Regions from separate parts of the Mus musculus genome. Here region 2 is linked to region 1. Evidence: chromatin contacts called from ENCODE Hi-C or POLR2A ChIA-PET data. All regions are on one chromosome and are shown on one strand. The core of a region is the stretch at or near the end of the contact, and the rest is flanking DNA. Distances in the headings are between cores, read along the strand shown. Region 1 overlaps Syne1 (spectrin repeat containing, nuclear envelope 1). Region 2 holds the start of Fbxo5 (F-box protein 5).

Region 1 (7,774 bases), core at 809-3,308:
TTATAAAATCAGCTTAAGACAGATTCAAATATTTTTCCAACATGTTTTTCTTATCTCTGAATTTCACATCATGTACCCCATCATGCTTACCTTCTGGTCTGCTCCCCAAACTTTTAAGCCCCCCCCAAAAAAAAAACAAGAAGAAAAATAAGAACAAAACAAACAAACAAGTCCAATTTGTGTTACCCATATACTCACTGGAGCAAGGTCAAACTCTCCATGACCAAGCTCCTTAGAGAAAATTGAGTCTCCCTACCCCCACTGCAAGCTATCAAGTACGGAGAGCTACAAGCGCGTCATTATCACAATGTTAGAGTTCTCTTCTTCCTGTCTAGGCTGTCACTTTTTGGGGTAGTGGTGTGGAGATAGTGGTTATATACCTACTCATATACATCATCTTGATTTTTTTGATTATAGATTGGCCTTTGCAACTCTACCAAGCATTAATCTTGCCATCAGGTTAAAGTTAAAATGAGTAGTCCAGCATTTCCTTTACCTTTTTTTCATATAGCCTAAGCAGACCTCACACTCACTAGGTATAGCCAGTGAGGGCCTTGATCTCCATCTCCCAAGGACTGGGATAACAGGCAGGCACAGCACTTTCCTACTGGGCCCAGCTTAGGAGCTAATGGTTGTGACTTACAGTGGGTGCTGAGAGCTTGCATGATGGTGTCCCTGCCTTGGTCCCTCCTTTACCCAGTGGGACGTGGATAGAAGGGATAAAAAGAGTAAGATGAGAATGAACAGCCAGGAAAAGAGAAATAACTCAAGCATATCACGGAGGACTTGGATTTGTACCCTGAAGTCACTGGGAAATCCTTAACAGATTCCCTATAGGCAAGTGACTTCCCAGGGTCCCTTTTGATATCACAGTTGTAAGTACCAGCCTCTGGGATGGTTGGATCCAAAGACCTGAATAGGGTTCAATCCCGCTGACAAGACAGGATTTACATCCATCTGAGTGTGAATGGCTTTTACAGGCGTTATCCCACATGGAAGAGTACAATGAAATGCTCGAGACTGTTCGGAAATGGATCGAGAAAGCTAAAGTCTTGGTTCATGGAAACATCGCCTGGAATTCAGCAAGCCAGCTCCAGGAACAGTACATCTTGCACCAGGTAAATTTCAGGGAAAAAAACAAAGTTAAGAGTAAAAACAGTCAGTCTGACTGGGTTAGACCAACAGACAATTTTGTAAAATACCAGATAGGAAGAATGCTCGGGCCCCATCCGGGTGACTCAGTAGGTAATCACCGCCAAGTCTGGTGGTGACTGCAGTTTGATTCCCGGGTCCTACATGGCGGAAGGAGAGAACTGACTCCTGCAAGTTGTCCTCTCATCCGTCCCTAGGCACTGTGGCATGTATGTGCATATATATATTTACATACACACATACATACATACATATACATACATGTATACATATATATGTATATATATACATACATGTATATATATGTGTATATATATACACACACACATATATATATATATGCATATATATGAGAGAGAGAGGGAGAAAGAGAGAGAGGCTGACTTGCTGTTCTGGATTGATCAAAAGTAGCTAAGGATGACAGTTCATGAGACTGTATACAAACATATATATATATATATATATATATATATATATATATATATATATATACATACATATACTCTGTTTTCCTTATAAACGTGTTTCTCTGAGCCTGAAAGCATTCCTCCCTACCCCTGTGGCACTTGTGATTTGTGTGTTATTGTTGCCGCTTTTGTTGTAGACCCTTCTTTGGGAGATGCAGGGAATTCTTTCATAGGAAAAGACACAGGGGAGCGTAGAGAGATTAGAAGCATCACACCCTGGAAGGAGGAGGGTTAAGACAAGCTCTACCAACTGGTACCCTGTGACTTGGAACAAAATACTTTGTCTCTGGGTTCTGCCTTCTCACCCGTAATATGGGAATGCCCAGTAGTGTTCCTGTGTCAGTTGCCTGGGAGCAAACATCCAGCACTTCCAGGTACATGCTGATGCTCCAGGCAGGCCCTGCTTCCTCTAGGCCACAGCCAGGGCTGAGTCATGTGGCTTACTCAGAAGGTCAGAGCGCTGAGAGCAGATCCTATATCCACACCCCAGAGGGACACATTACTTCATTTCCTCTGAACTTAGGAGACAAAAATATTCCTTTTTATTTTGGCCATCCTCTCCGGAAATTATCTCACCCTTCTAGTAAGTTACAGTTGACTTAAATGCACATTTCTAACAGATCTTGCCACAAAATACAGGCTGGCTTTTATTTAGGTTGTATGGGTGTATTTCCCCATAGGACTTATCTTTTAAATAAACTTCCCTTTTTCCTTTTCCCCGAGGTGGTTCTGGATATTGTTTCCTCCTGGAATGTTTCCATGGCTCGAATTCCAGCCCCTATGATCTCTGTCCTCTTCCCAGTCACACACACTCCTCCCAGACACAGACATCTGTACCTCTCAGACGCCTGGATCGTTTGCTCTGTGTGTGTGCTTAGACGCCAACAGACCAGACTTCCTTTACAAACCAGCTGGTAATCAATGGCAATACAACTAACTTCTAGGACTCTGAAGATGCAGTTGTAAGAACAGAAAAGATAAAGGGAATTTTAACTGTCAAGATAATACCACTTAAAAAAAAAAAAAACCCTGCTGATAATTCAGTAAAATCATTTGAAAAGCAATTACAGTAATATAAGCTGGCATTTTATTTCCTGTTCATTTTGCTTCCTGGATTCCTTAACTGGGGCTGTAATCCAAAATGTAGGAAATATTTAAAATGATATTAATAACTGTAGGAGGATTTTATTATTTATGTACTTATGTATGTATATATGTATTTGTTTTGTATGTGAGAGAGGAAGTAAGGAGGGAAGGAAGAAGATGGGGGAGGGAGGGGGAGGGAGGATGAGAGTTCAGGCACACATGCATGTAACAGTCAGAGTAAACCTTCAGGAAGAGAGTCCATTCTGTCCCACTGTAGGATTCTGGGATCAGACGTGGGTCATCAAGCTCACCCAGCAAGCCCGATGACCTGCTAACTGATGGCAGTGTGATGGAACTGTAAAGAAAATTTCAATGTTAGATCATGCTTTTCTAAGATATTTTTGCACATTGTGGAGCATAATGTAAGCTTTAGAAAAAAAAAAAAAAGTCATGAAGATTTTCATTGTAGTTTCAGAAAGCAGACCCAGCAGTGGAAAGCAGGTTGCTGGAGTAGAAGGGGGATGCTTCTACCCTGCAGCAGACAAGGACAGGCCTCTCTCTCATTGAAGAGGGACAAAGGATGTACTAGAGAGAGATAGCACAGCCCAGATCAGACAGTTCTATGTGTGGTTGACATTAGTGTTCATGACACAAACTGCTGGGTGGCTTGACTGAATCCTTAACCAAAGCAAGCAAGCAACCTTAGACTGCTCTGCTTGTCTGCTGCAAAGTCCAGGAGGGAACTCATCCCAGAGGGTCCCCGCCCTTGTGTTTCCACCAGGAAGCACAGATGCCTGGGTTTACCCTTCGACAAATGCAGTATAAGAAAACCCGTGTGTTCAAATGTCCAATGAAAGAGGGAAATCAGGAGACACATTATGCTCTTAACTCCTAAAAATGCCCATATGTACTAGCAATGACATCTTACAGTTTTCCTTTCAGGCATATACAATCTGTAGCCCACAGTCTACACACATCCCAGGGTAGCTATGAACATATTTGTCAGTGAGAGTTGTGTCACGGTGTCACGAGTTTGGACAACCCTGCCTTGGACGTGATATAATAGAGTATTTTTCTTTTTCTTTTTTTTTAAATTGGACATTTTTCTTTATTTACATTTCAAACGTTTCCCCTTTCCAGGTCTCCCCTTCAAAAACCCCCATTCCATCCCTCCTCCCTCTGCCTCTATGAGGGTGCCCCCTACCCACCCACTCCTGTCTTCCTGCCCTGGCATTTTGCTATGCTGGGGCATCAAACCTCCTCAGGCCCAAGGGCTACTCCTCTCACTGATGTCCAACAAGGCCATCCTCTGCCACATATGTGGCCGGAGCCATGGGTCCCTCCATGTGTATTCTTAGGTTGGTGGTGCAGTCCCCAGGAGCTCAGGAGGGTCTGGCCTGTTGATAATGTTGCTCCCTCCATGGGGCTGCAAACCCAGGCAAATGGATATTTTTCTTATATTTATATATATTACATTCACTGTGAAAAGAAAATTGCTTTTCATATCTAAAAATAATCTAACAGAGTAACATACCCCTGTTTTTTATATTCCTCATATATCTCCCCAACTGCACATTCCGTGCTCCCCAACTTCTGTGCCCTGCATACACCATCTCCTCAGTACAAAGTGTCTTTCCCTTCCTCCTCATCTGTTAATGTGCTGATATCTTTCTTGAACCCAGTAGGACCCTTATCTCAACCTACCAGCAAGTTGTCCCACATTTGGGTTGAGTTACCCTTTAATACGTGGCTACCCTTTCATTTTCTTCTCCATATTCCAATGCACGTGTCTGTATATGTTTGTTGTCTGTTTGTATTGTTCTACTGCTGTAAGTCCCAGCAGGCACTGGGCTGAGTGATGAGGGGGGGACTACACTCCCCTCAACATTGCAAGTAGCCTTTTCCTCCCTGTCTTACTTTGAATAAGTAAGCAAAGGTTTTTGTTTGCAAAACTTGTGCTTTTCTTTGCATCTTCCAGCATTCAGATCTTAGTTGTATAACCTAAGAGCTGAATAGGCCTTCTTTAGTGCAAACGTGGGAAAAGGCAGGATCCAAGCAGAGATGTGATCAAGACACAATGTGCCGAAGCATCACCACCGCTGGCTGATAGCTCCGTGTCCTGCCACAAGGCGAGGCAGCCTGGGTGTGAGAGAGCAGGAATCCTTAAGTCCCATACTCATGAACAAGTGGCCTTAGCAAGTTATAAAGATTCCTGGACTTGACCTTGTTGTCTATGTAATGAGGATGACAATGTATATGTAGCCTGTGAGTGGACTCATAGGGGTGAGATGGCCAAACATTGTACCATGTTCATAGTTCTTTTTGATCTTTTCCTAGTCTATTGGGTCTTTCTACTCCTCTATACATATCTGTATTCCCCCTACCCCCGTCCCTGCCTGCATATCCGTTTCACAAATACAAACACTTTACTCTAGACACTGTTAGAAGAATCTGGCGAAATTGACAGTGACCTGGAAGCAATGGCTGAGAAAGTGCAACACCTTGCCAACGTGTACTGCACAGGAAAGTTATCACAGCAAGTGACACAGTTTGGACGGGAGATGGAGGAGTTACGGCAGGCGATCAGAGTTCGTTTGAGGAACCTCCAAGATGCAGCCAAGGTAAAACAAAACACAACACAACAAAACAAAACAAAACAAAACAACCTGGCGTGCTGTCCCGGGGAGAAAGCGCTCACCCATGGTGAGATAGTTTCTTGAATATGATGCAGTTCTTCGGTTATGACTTTGAACTTTAAATGTTCTGATGTTCACTGGGGTTTGTTCTCCAGGACATGAAAAAGTTTGAAGGCGAGCTAAGAAACTTGCAGGTGGCTTTGGAACAAGCCCAGACAATTCTGACTTCTCCAGAAGTCGGGCGCCGTAGTCTCAAGGAGCAGCTGTGCCATCGGCAGGTACGCAAAGGAACCGAGGGAGGCCTGGGGAATGGCTCAGCTTTCACAGTTGTTGTCTTACAAACTCAGCATTGGATCCCAAGAGAACTCACACTAAAAACCTGGGCGTGGCCGATCCAAGCCTCAGGAGGGAACAGTAGGTAGACAAGACCAACCAGGTCTACGTGAGTTCAAGGCCAGCTAGACTGACATAGTGAGATCCTCTATCAGAAAACAAAACTAGTCAGGATGACATGTGCTTAAAATCTCAGTGCAGAGGAGAATGAAATTGGCAGGTCCCTGGTGCTTACTTGGCAAGCTCTGGTCCAACAAAAGATCATGTCTTAAAATTAAAAATGTAAACAGCTGTTGAATAATGGTAGGTGTGTTTGCTGTCCTCTGACCTTCTTATGTATACATATATGTACAATCCTCATTTTGCACCTGCCATTAGGAACTCAAAGGCACATGTGCATTTACCCACACACACAAACACAGACATGCACATGTAATACTTTAGGATGAATGGGGCTAGGGGTTTACATTTTAAAAATAGCCCCAAGAAACATGTTTTCTAAGCCCAGTGATAGTCTTAACATGGATTTGTTGTTTAGAATATATCTTCCTTGCAAACTGTATTGACCCACATTGTCCTGGTAGCTACAATTCAGGAAATGTCTTTGTTTATGTAATACATGATAAAATTACCAAGGGCTTAAACTGTAACATGGCCCCTTTCAGCATCTGCTGTCTGAGATGGAGTCACTGAAGCCAAAGATGCAAGCCGTACAGCTCTGCCAGAGTGCTCTCCGGATCCCTGAGGACGTGGTCGCCAGCTTGCCTCTGTGCCACGCTGCCCTGCGGCTGCAAGAGGAAGCCAGTCAGCTGCAGCACACAGCCATCCAACAGTGCAACATCATGCAGGCAGGTGCAACTGTGCATCCCGTTCAGCCCGGGGGCCCACGCTGGCAGAGCAAAAGCACATGAGTCATGGGCTGCTTTTCTTAGCATTGTGTGGGCTCAGCCATCAAAACACCCAGAGTGCTAAATTTGACAGTCTGTTGTACTTATATAAAATCAAGAGATTAAGACTCTATTATGTGGATCATCCACACAGGACCGGGGAAAGAGCTCTAAAAATTACCTTTAAATGAAAATTATCTTTTGGTGATTTTTTTTAAATGAATGATTCATACACATTAGTTTTGTATGTGGTCATATATGTATCTGAAAAGAATCTAGAGCCTGGTGATATGGGCTTGCAAAGTTTGTATTACACAACAGCATTCATATGTCATCCAATTTGTGTATTTTCTGGCCTAAGAAGGACATCCAAGCACAGCTCTTAATCTTTTGAGGTAAGAAGAGAAAAATAATTCCCATGAAGAAATAATGCTACTTACTATATCTTTTCTTGTAAGAAGTATTCCCCTGATTGATACATAGTTATATCTCATTAAAACAATGCCTGCTCATTTGATCAACCACCCTTGATCACTCATTACCTTGTAATTTGTTTGACATCAGAGCCCCAAGGCTACTGGCCATGCTTAATTAGTATTATCTGGAACTGGAACTCTTGGCTGGTGTCTTGTTATTCAACATTGTTTTAAAATTTGGTTTGCATTTTAGTGTGTGATACATGTACATAATAGATAGTATGGGTGTGTATATGTATCTTAGGTTTTTACTGCTGTGAACAGACACCATGACCAAGGCAACGCTTTTGTTGTTGTTGTTGTTGTTGTTGTTGTTGTTGTTGTTTTTGTTTTTTGAGACAGGGTTTCTCTGTGTAGCCCTGGTTGTCCTGGAACTCACTTTGTAGACCAGGCTGGCCTCAAACTCAGAAATCTGTCTGCCTCTGCCTCCTCCCTAGTGCTGGGATCAAAGGTGTGCACCACCACGCCCTGCCCAAGGCAACTCTTATAAAGGACAAACACTTAATTGGGGCTGGCTTACAGGTTCAGAGGTTCAGTCCATTATCATCAAGGCAGGATTATGGCAGGCAGATATGAAGCTGAAGGAGCTGAGAGAACATCTAATTCTGAAGGCAAACTGGAGAAGACTGTCTCCCATATGGATAGGAGGAGGTTCCCAGAGCCCACACCCACAATGACATACTTCCTCTAACAAAGCCACGCCTACTCCAACAAGGCCACACCTCCCAACAGTGCCA
Region 2 (7,774 bases), core at 3,942-6,441, 600 kb before region 1:
AATAGTCCTGGAACTCACTTTGTAGACCAAGCTGGCTTCTGCCTACTCAGTTCTAGGATTAAAGGAGCCTTATTTTACATTTTTAAGATGTTGGTGAATAGCTTTCAAAAACCCATACAACTCAAGACTGATTATTCAAACTGTATTCAGAGCCTCCCATATTTTATTATTTCTGCTTTAGCCTTAACATTACAATTATATTAAGTAATTACAGTTTACCTAGTCTCTCCTTGATCTGAAAGACAGTTAAGATGGATTGTGAAGAATATTAAATGTTAGATTTTACTGGGCAGTGGTGGCACACTCCTTGGATGGAGAGCCAGGCAGATCTCTGAGGTTGAGACCAGCCTGGTCTACATAGTGAGTTCCAGGACAGCCACATAGACCCAGTCTCAAAAACAAAACAAAATATTGGATTTCATTCTATTAACAAGGGAAAACAGTTACCCAAGAGTACCTGGGAAGAGAAAGGTATGAGACTTGTAGGTTACAGACAAAAAAAAAAGCCTTAGATGAAGTTTTAAACTACCTGTGCATTAGGATATCATAGCTTGTCATAGCTGGTTAGGAAGGAACTGTCCAAAGCTTATGTAGCTATTTCAACAATATAAGCGTAAAATGTGTCAGAGGCCTTGGGTGCAGCTTAGTGACACTGTGTGTGCTTATGATCATATTGAAGGTTTCAGCTCAATACTCCGGACTGCAAAAATAATAGATTTAAAAGTAAGATATCAGCCAGGCATGGTGGCACACGCCTTTAATCCCAGCACTCGGGAGGCAGAGGCAGGCAGATTTCTGAGTTCAATGCCAGCCTGGTCTACAAAGTGAGTTCCAGGAGAGCCAGAGATACACAGAGAAACCCTGTCTCGAAAAACAAAACAAGGGGCTGGAGAGATGGCTCAGTGGTTAAGAGCACTGTCTGCTCTTCCTAAGGTCCTGAGTTCAAATCCCAGCAACCACATGGTGGCTCATAACTATCCATAATGAGATCTGATGCCCTCTTCTGGTGTGTCTGAAGACAGCTACAGTGTGTTACATATAACAATAAATAAATCTTTTAAAACAAAAATAAACAAAAAAAGTAAGATACCATTGAGTGCATTATCAACCCATGCAAAGTAACTGGCAGATTTCCACCTGTGACCTCACTAAGTCATCCCTAGTTGTTCAGATGTGATTTGGAAGTCAATAAAAAGTTAAGGCAGAGCGGTATAAAAGCAATAGAAGCCTAATAGAACCATAACATGCTGAGGTCCTTGGAATAATGGTTTACACAACCATTTCATTATGAGCCACACTTTTCCTACCTGCCTAAACCTAGAAACTTCAAACTTCTGCAGATAGGTGTCAAAGTCCATCCCAAAGGATACTTTACTCTCAAGATAGAAGTAATGACACCTTTTATCTGTACCCTACAGCACTTCTCCATATGCTGTGGTCTGAATGTATCCTCCCAAATTCAGGAACTGAAAACTTTCTCCCAATACAGTGAGTAGGTATGTGGACCTACACCTTCTGGAAGGTGTTCAAAGCTTTTAGACATGGGATAAGTAGATGATTCCAAGTTTGGGCCTTTTTGCCCTTACCTCTTAAGTCCCCTGAGGCCCTACATCCAGAAGCCATCTCCAAGGCACTGAGTAGCTTGCATCCCACACTAGTGCCCTTTTCTTCACTTCCCTAAGTTCTAGGACTCAGGGAAGTTTCCACTATAGAAAGTACTATAGCACTGCTATAAGGAGTATAAAACAAACCATGGTAATACTTAAGAAGCAACATTCACTGCAACATAGTAAATTTCCTGGCTGATTTCTTTGGGTTTTCTTGTTGTTGTTATTGTTGTTTTTGGTTTTTCGAGACAGGGTTTCTCTGTGTACCCCTGGCTGTCCTGGAACTCACTTTGTAGACCAGGCTGGCCTTGAACTCAGAAATCTGCCTGCCTCTGCCTCCCAAGTGCTGGGATTAAAGGCATGTGCCACCACCGCCAGGCTCCTGGTTGATTTCTATCCCAAGTCTGTATGCTTAGTAAAGAAATGAAAAGGTAACGTTACAGAATAGGGTGAAAATATATATTAATAATGGCCTAACTTGCATATTTAAAAAGAAAACTTTATGGTAGGATGATCCCTTATGATTCTGGGCAGTGGTGAGTCTCAGCACTCTGGAACTTCACAATTATTTTATTCATTTTATTACTTATTTTTATTTTATCCATAAATGAATGTTCAGAGAATCTCAAGAGCATAGACGGTAAGCACAGGGCAGGTTTCTATCTTCCATACACCTCAATGTCTTGTCTGCACTAAGTCTGTAAACAGAATGTGAAGGAATGAAGGCAATTTTCTCTGTACTTCATATTTCACCCAAGAGGAAAAAAACAAAAAACTTGGCACAAGTGGGCATGAAAAGACTGGCATCTAGTGAAATGCAGAATGGCCCTCTCTATCTACTGGAGGAAGAGATTCACAGGTGCCCACAAGCCAGCTAGGAGCATCAGTTAATACTGCTCCAACACAATTAAGCTCAAATATAAAGTCAACGCTTAATTAACCTGGAAAACTGACACGGGCTGTGACAAATTATTGCAGCATGTAAGAAAACATGCTTGTCTCCTTGTGGAAACTTGAGATTTTCCAACAACCTGTCAGCCATTTTCTTCAGGAAGGGAAAAAATGCTGAAAAGTACTTTCAGACTATAGTGAAGAACCAAAGGTTACATTCCAGGTGCTCAGTTGTTTGCTAAACTTGCCTTCCCACCTGAAATTTCCATCTCTCTGTATATGCAAATAAAAGATAAGGAGTTTCCAAGGTTAAGCAGAGTAGAAACAGGAATGTGTACTATCAAGTTCCAGCAAAGAATATTACTTCCTGGAATAACAGAAGGAACTACTGGACTCTTGCTGAAAGGAACTTGGTTCATTTTGCCCTCAAGAATACTTCCCGATCTCACGAGGATTCAAAAGTTTGTACACTCCTTGACTAGCTCTGAAACCACAGTAAGATCTTAGACTTCTAAGCACAATCGTATAAAGTGAAAATATTGCTAAGATATTTAAGAATGGCAAGCTAATAGTAAGCTTTTTCTTGTCATTCCTCAGCACTGTGACAGGTTCCCACTGCCTCTAAAAGCCAAATCCATTATTGTACACACCAATGGTCTGCATCTAGTGTTATTTCACATTAGGAAGTATATTTCGCATGCACAAAGATCTCCCTGGTACAGCATTTAAAATTATTTGAGACAATTTTTTTTGTTTTGTTTTGTTTTGTTTTTTGAGACAGGGTTTCTCTGTGTAACTCTCTCTGCTGGGGAACTAGGTTTTCTGGCTCCTGTGTGTGTGTGTGTGTGTGTGTGTGTGTGTGCCACCATGCCCGACCACGTAGCATTTTAATATCCATTCAGCAAGACTCCAACTAAAGTTCTTACAATCTACAAATACCACATGATCTAGCTTCTGACTTTTCCGGATGCAAACACACACACACACACACACACACACACACACACACACACACACACACCCCTGTCCCCCTTGCTTGAGCTCTAGGCACTTTTTTTAATGTAGTTCTTTGTGAGGTCAATACAGTTCAAAGTGTCAAACTTAACTGACCATTCAAGATTCTCAACCTATGTCTCTATTAACAGTTCTTTTAACACGTAGTTTAGTATCTTTCATTTACTGAAAATTTTGATTGCCAAATTCCTTCTCATTAGGATATAAACTTCCTTAAAGACAGGGCTCGTGTCTTTTCAGCCTTTTTACTTAGAGGCAAAGTTCTCAGGTACAAAACAGAAATAGCGGTCAAGATTTTGGTAAGCAACACCACCTACATCACTATTTTTTTTGCAACACTCCAAACGTGAAAATGCCAGAAAACTAGGGATAAACAAAAAGAATTTGATAAAAACTGGATCCACCCAACGTTTGTATGACTCAGTCCAATCTTGGTCCCGCTTTACACAGGAGCTGCATGGAACACTAACAGAAAGTCATATGCTCTTGCAGAAAAGCAAGAGGGAAATGGCATATCCTGTAGCTTTACTGCTCTGTAGTCTGAAAAGAAGTTAAGTGTATTGTCACCACTTAGAAATAAATTCAAGACGTGCATGCCCAGCATCATTAGTGGTGCACTATAGCTCACCATCAGACTTAATAATACTTTCACTCTCGCCTTTGATATAAAAATATCCACGCAGCCAGGGCGCTCCACCCCAAAGAGACGGGAGTCTGACTTATTTAGGGGAACAGGTCGGCTGTCGAGCCTAGCCAACGAAGGTTAAGAACACATAAAATAAAATACAAATTAACACTTTTAAGAATTCGTGGTGGTTGAAAACCCAAAAGAATGCAATGGCCAAAGCAGGGCTATACAGAGAAACCCTGTCTCGAACCGGCCCCCCCGCCCCCAACCCAAAAAAAAGAAAAAAAGAATGCAATGGCCAGATCTAAGTTAGGCCGCGCCCTCAGCCTTCGGAAGGCGCCAAGCAAAGGGACGCCGGGGTCCTGCTGCGCGCCATCCCCAGGGCAAGGGCGGTTCTCCGGTCACATGTCCCCCCCAGCTAGTCCGCCCCGCCCGGAGGGAACCGCCAGGCTCCTCGCGCGCAAGCGCCAACCCGCCAACTCCGTAGTGGCGGCCGCGCAATACGCAAGCGCAGGAGCTCCAGGCAGGGGGTGGAGCCAATTTAGGAGGGAGAGTAGAGCGCGCCTAAATCCTAGAGAGGCGGGTCCGGAGCCAGGGGAAGGGCTTGTTTTCCGGAAGGTGTGCACTCAGAGTGGCGGGTTTGCAGCTCTGCAAACTCGCTCGTAACAGACGATGGAGGAAGACTGGGGGCCCGCCTGTGTCCATCACAGACTTTCAGGCAGAAGTCGGAGCTGTCCCCAGGACATGAGGACTCTGGAGAAGCCGGTTCGCGGGATAACGGAGGGGGGGTGCGGGGAGAGGGCAGCATGGCGGGTTTGCGCAGAGGACCAGCCGCCTTCACAGGCCACGCCTACATGGGCGTGCTTGCCAGCTCCATCAGCAACTTTGGGGAGGCGAGGATCTGGGCGTGTGGGAGGAGCCCAGGCTCCAGGGCTGGCTCCGCCCCCGCGCCCTCCTATTGGGCGAGCGAGGGCGTCCTCTCATGCCGCCTGCCTATTGGCACGCTTGTGCAAACGCCGCGCCCCATTGGTCTGTTCTGATTTGGGCACCAAATTCAAAGATTTTAAAAGTACCAGCTGGCGCCTTTTAAGAGCTGCGGCTCGGCGCCTCGTCTGGCCGGCCACCTTTTTCCTGTCGTCGCCGCCACCTCCCCAGCATTGGAGCCCGAGTTTTGCGGCATGAGCCGGCGCACCTGCAGTGACCTGCGCCGGCCGTCCTCCTGTCCCTGCCGTCTTGGCGCGCGGACTACCGTGGACGGTGAGTGTGAGGCGGGCATCGTGGGAATCCTTTCTCTGTGGCGGCAGCCTCAGAAACTGGGTGCTTGCAGATCACGGTGTTCCGGGCCTCAGGCGACCTATTTGGGCCCGGGACTGGGAGGAAGGCGCGGAGCAAGGGTGGCTGGTGCAGAGTGGGACAGATGTGGTCGGCCTTGTACGGGGTCCTACTATTCCATCCCACCCCGAGACCCTGCACTGGGGACGTGCAAGGTAGTGGCTTCTGCGCGCCGCATTCCACCCCACCCCCTGCCTGGGCGCCAAATGCCCCCTCCTCTCCCCTCCTCAACTCATGCTCGAGCTGTGACAGGACTGTGGGACTCCAAGCTGGCCAGATGGCCCCATCTCTAGCCTCTACGCCCCCCATTTCACAACTCATCTATCTCACATCCATACTCAGTCTCCGTAACTTTTTGCCCTCAGAGCCCTGGCTGGAGAGCGCGGGAGATTGAGCTCCGCGCTTATCTCCCGCCTTCCCTCGTGCACCGCGCCCTCGGGGCACCTCCCACCACCGACCCCCTCAGCATTTCTAGGGGCTCCTTCTCAGCTCCCGCCAAATGTAAAGGACCCCCCAGCCCCCGCCTGCCCACTGTACCAAATGGAAAAAGTTTTTTTTTTCCTCCCCTGTTTTGCTGCTTCTCAGTAAGTCTCAAGGCCTGGAGTCAGCAGGGCCTTTTAAAAAGCGCCCTTTTTCCTCCAAAACGGTGAGTTTGCCTGTAGTGTTTAGCTGATGAAAGAATCGAGGAGGGATTGTTTAATTTTCGGGTGTTTTGAAGAATTAATGGTCACTTTTTCCAACGTTTAGGTGAGCAGAGAGAATCAATTGTTTATTTTCTTATTAATTTTTTATCTTTCTTGGCATCTCAATGAAAGATGCATCGGTTCTATCGTAGAAAATTTCCAACTGAAGGAAGAGGTAATTCATTCTCTCTCTCTCTCTCTCTATATATATATATATATCCTCAATAATCTTTCTTCATCAGAAAAGGAATTAAGTCTTGAAGAGAAGAAAGTACTAGCTTAGCAGAATGTGTCTGTAAAAGAGTACCCGAGTCTCCGTTAGAAAATAAGAAATTTAATGGTTTACGAAGGGATTCTTTTGCTCAGCTTTCCTCCTCAGGAAATGCTTGCTGCCCCCAACTCCCCTCCCCCACTGGGTTTACAGCCTTGAAGAAACCTTAAAAAATAATTAGAACATTTAAATATTTTTCAAAGTAGACTTAAAGGTTTTCTCTTGGCTTATACTTTCAATCACCTTTCCTCACCCTTGCACAAAGAAGGGATGGTGTTTGACCTTGGCCACATGGCTGGGGACTGAGACTGAAACCTAGTTAACATATGGAAGAGCTAAGACTTTAAGGCCAGCTTTCATTACAGTCTTTAATCTGGAGTGTAAAGCCTGTGTTTATAAGTTAAATGAAAGGCCAGACTTGGTGCACTTTAGCTCTCCACCTTTCCCCCATCCCGTGATTGGCTGAGGGGTGCTAATGTGAGTTCTAAAACATTGAAATATTTTTCGTTTTATCTGTAAGTTCATTTAAGGACAGCCCCCTCCCCAAAACCTAATAGAATAAGCTGGTCAGAAAGCTCCGCAGAGATTCTTTCATTTGAAGTTTTGCCTCCTCATTTGTGCTTTTGTGGAATTTATCTTGATTTTCAGTGTAAGAAATGCCAGCAAGTTTGCCTTTTTGTGATTTAACTAGATAAACAGATGCTTTTAATTAGATCATCCATTTAATCCAGTTTTGTTTTCTTCCCCATTTTGTGGGTGGGAAAACTGAGGCCAAGTTTTTGCCATTAAGTGGATATCAGATGAAAATAGCAAGACTAGATATGTACCCCACATTTGTTTGATTGGGGGAGTATGGAATTCCTTAATCTGCCTTTGTGTCTACCTAACATGAACATAATATAAAATATTTCTTACTGTTTTGGAGCACTTAGAAATTGAAATCTCTTGCTCTCAGATGGATTTAGCTGTGTGTGTGTTAAGGTCCAGACTCTTATCTTCTGATACTTCTCTCTAATTTAGAAAACAGAGTCCTGTAGTCTGGAGAAGTTTAAAAGAAAAAATACTTAAAAATCAAAATGATGTCAGCATGTGCAGTGCAGCCCCAGGCCAGCTGGGACAGCTGTGAGATGAGAATTAGAGCAGTGCGGGCCAAAGGTAAACATTGCACAGGCAGACGGAGAGCATCTCCCTGTGCTGATGCCGGAGCTGCCTGTCCTATGGCTTTCTTGCTCCTGCAAGTCCTCTGTCTCAAAGAAATGAGGCCGTGTGGTCTCAGTCTCAGTTCAGAGGAACTGACTAAGGGAACTCAGGGAAGGGAGGGACGGCGGGGGTGGGGGGGTGCTGCCCC

The links. A loop is a pair of places that touch in the nucleus more often than their neighbours do. ChIA-PET counts read pairs that join two places held with the same protein, here RNA polymerase II (POLR2A).
Region 2: a loop to region 1 is called in a map of v-Abl transformed pro-B cells, with 3 times the contacts of the local background. The contact joins the promoter of Fbxo5 here to the enhancer-like site in region 1. A Hi-C loop is called at or near these places in 1 of 37 maps with a recorded cell type or tissue (v-Abl transformed pro-B cells). POLR2A ChIA-PET finds 5 or more read pairs at or near these places in 1 of 5 experiments (Patski).

What each region holds. Positions count from the first base shown.
Region 1 is chr10:5,202,800-5,210,573 of GRCm38, reverse strand. It overlaps Syne1 (spectrin repeat containing, nuclear envelope 1), which reads left to right. Exons shown (of 146, transcript NM_001347711.1): 86 at 981-1,118; 87 at 5,141-5,326; 88 at 5,497-5,619; 89 at 6,340-6,522. Among named protein-coding and RNA genes, the nearest start is that of Gm51757, 120 kb to the left of the region's middle. Within about 2 kb of position 2,058, at least 2 of the 3 ENCODE cell types and tissues checked have a DNase peak (open chromatin) inside an H3K27ac peak, as active enhancers do.
Region 2 is chr10:5,802,882-5,810,655 of GRCm38, reverse strand. It overlaps Fbxo5 (F-box protein 5), which reads left to right and starts at 5,191. Exons shown (of 5, transcript NM_025995.2): 1 at 5,191-5,397. The coding sequence starts at 5,319.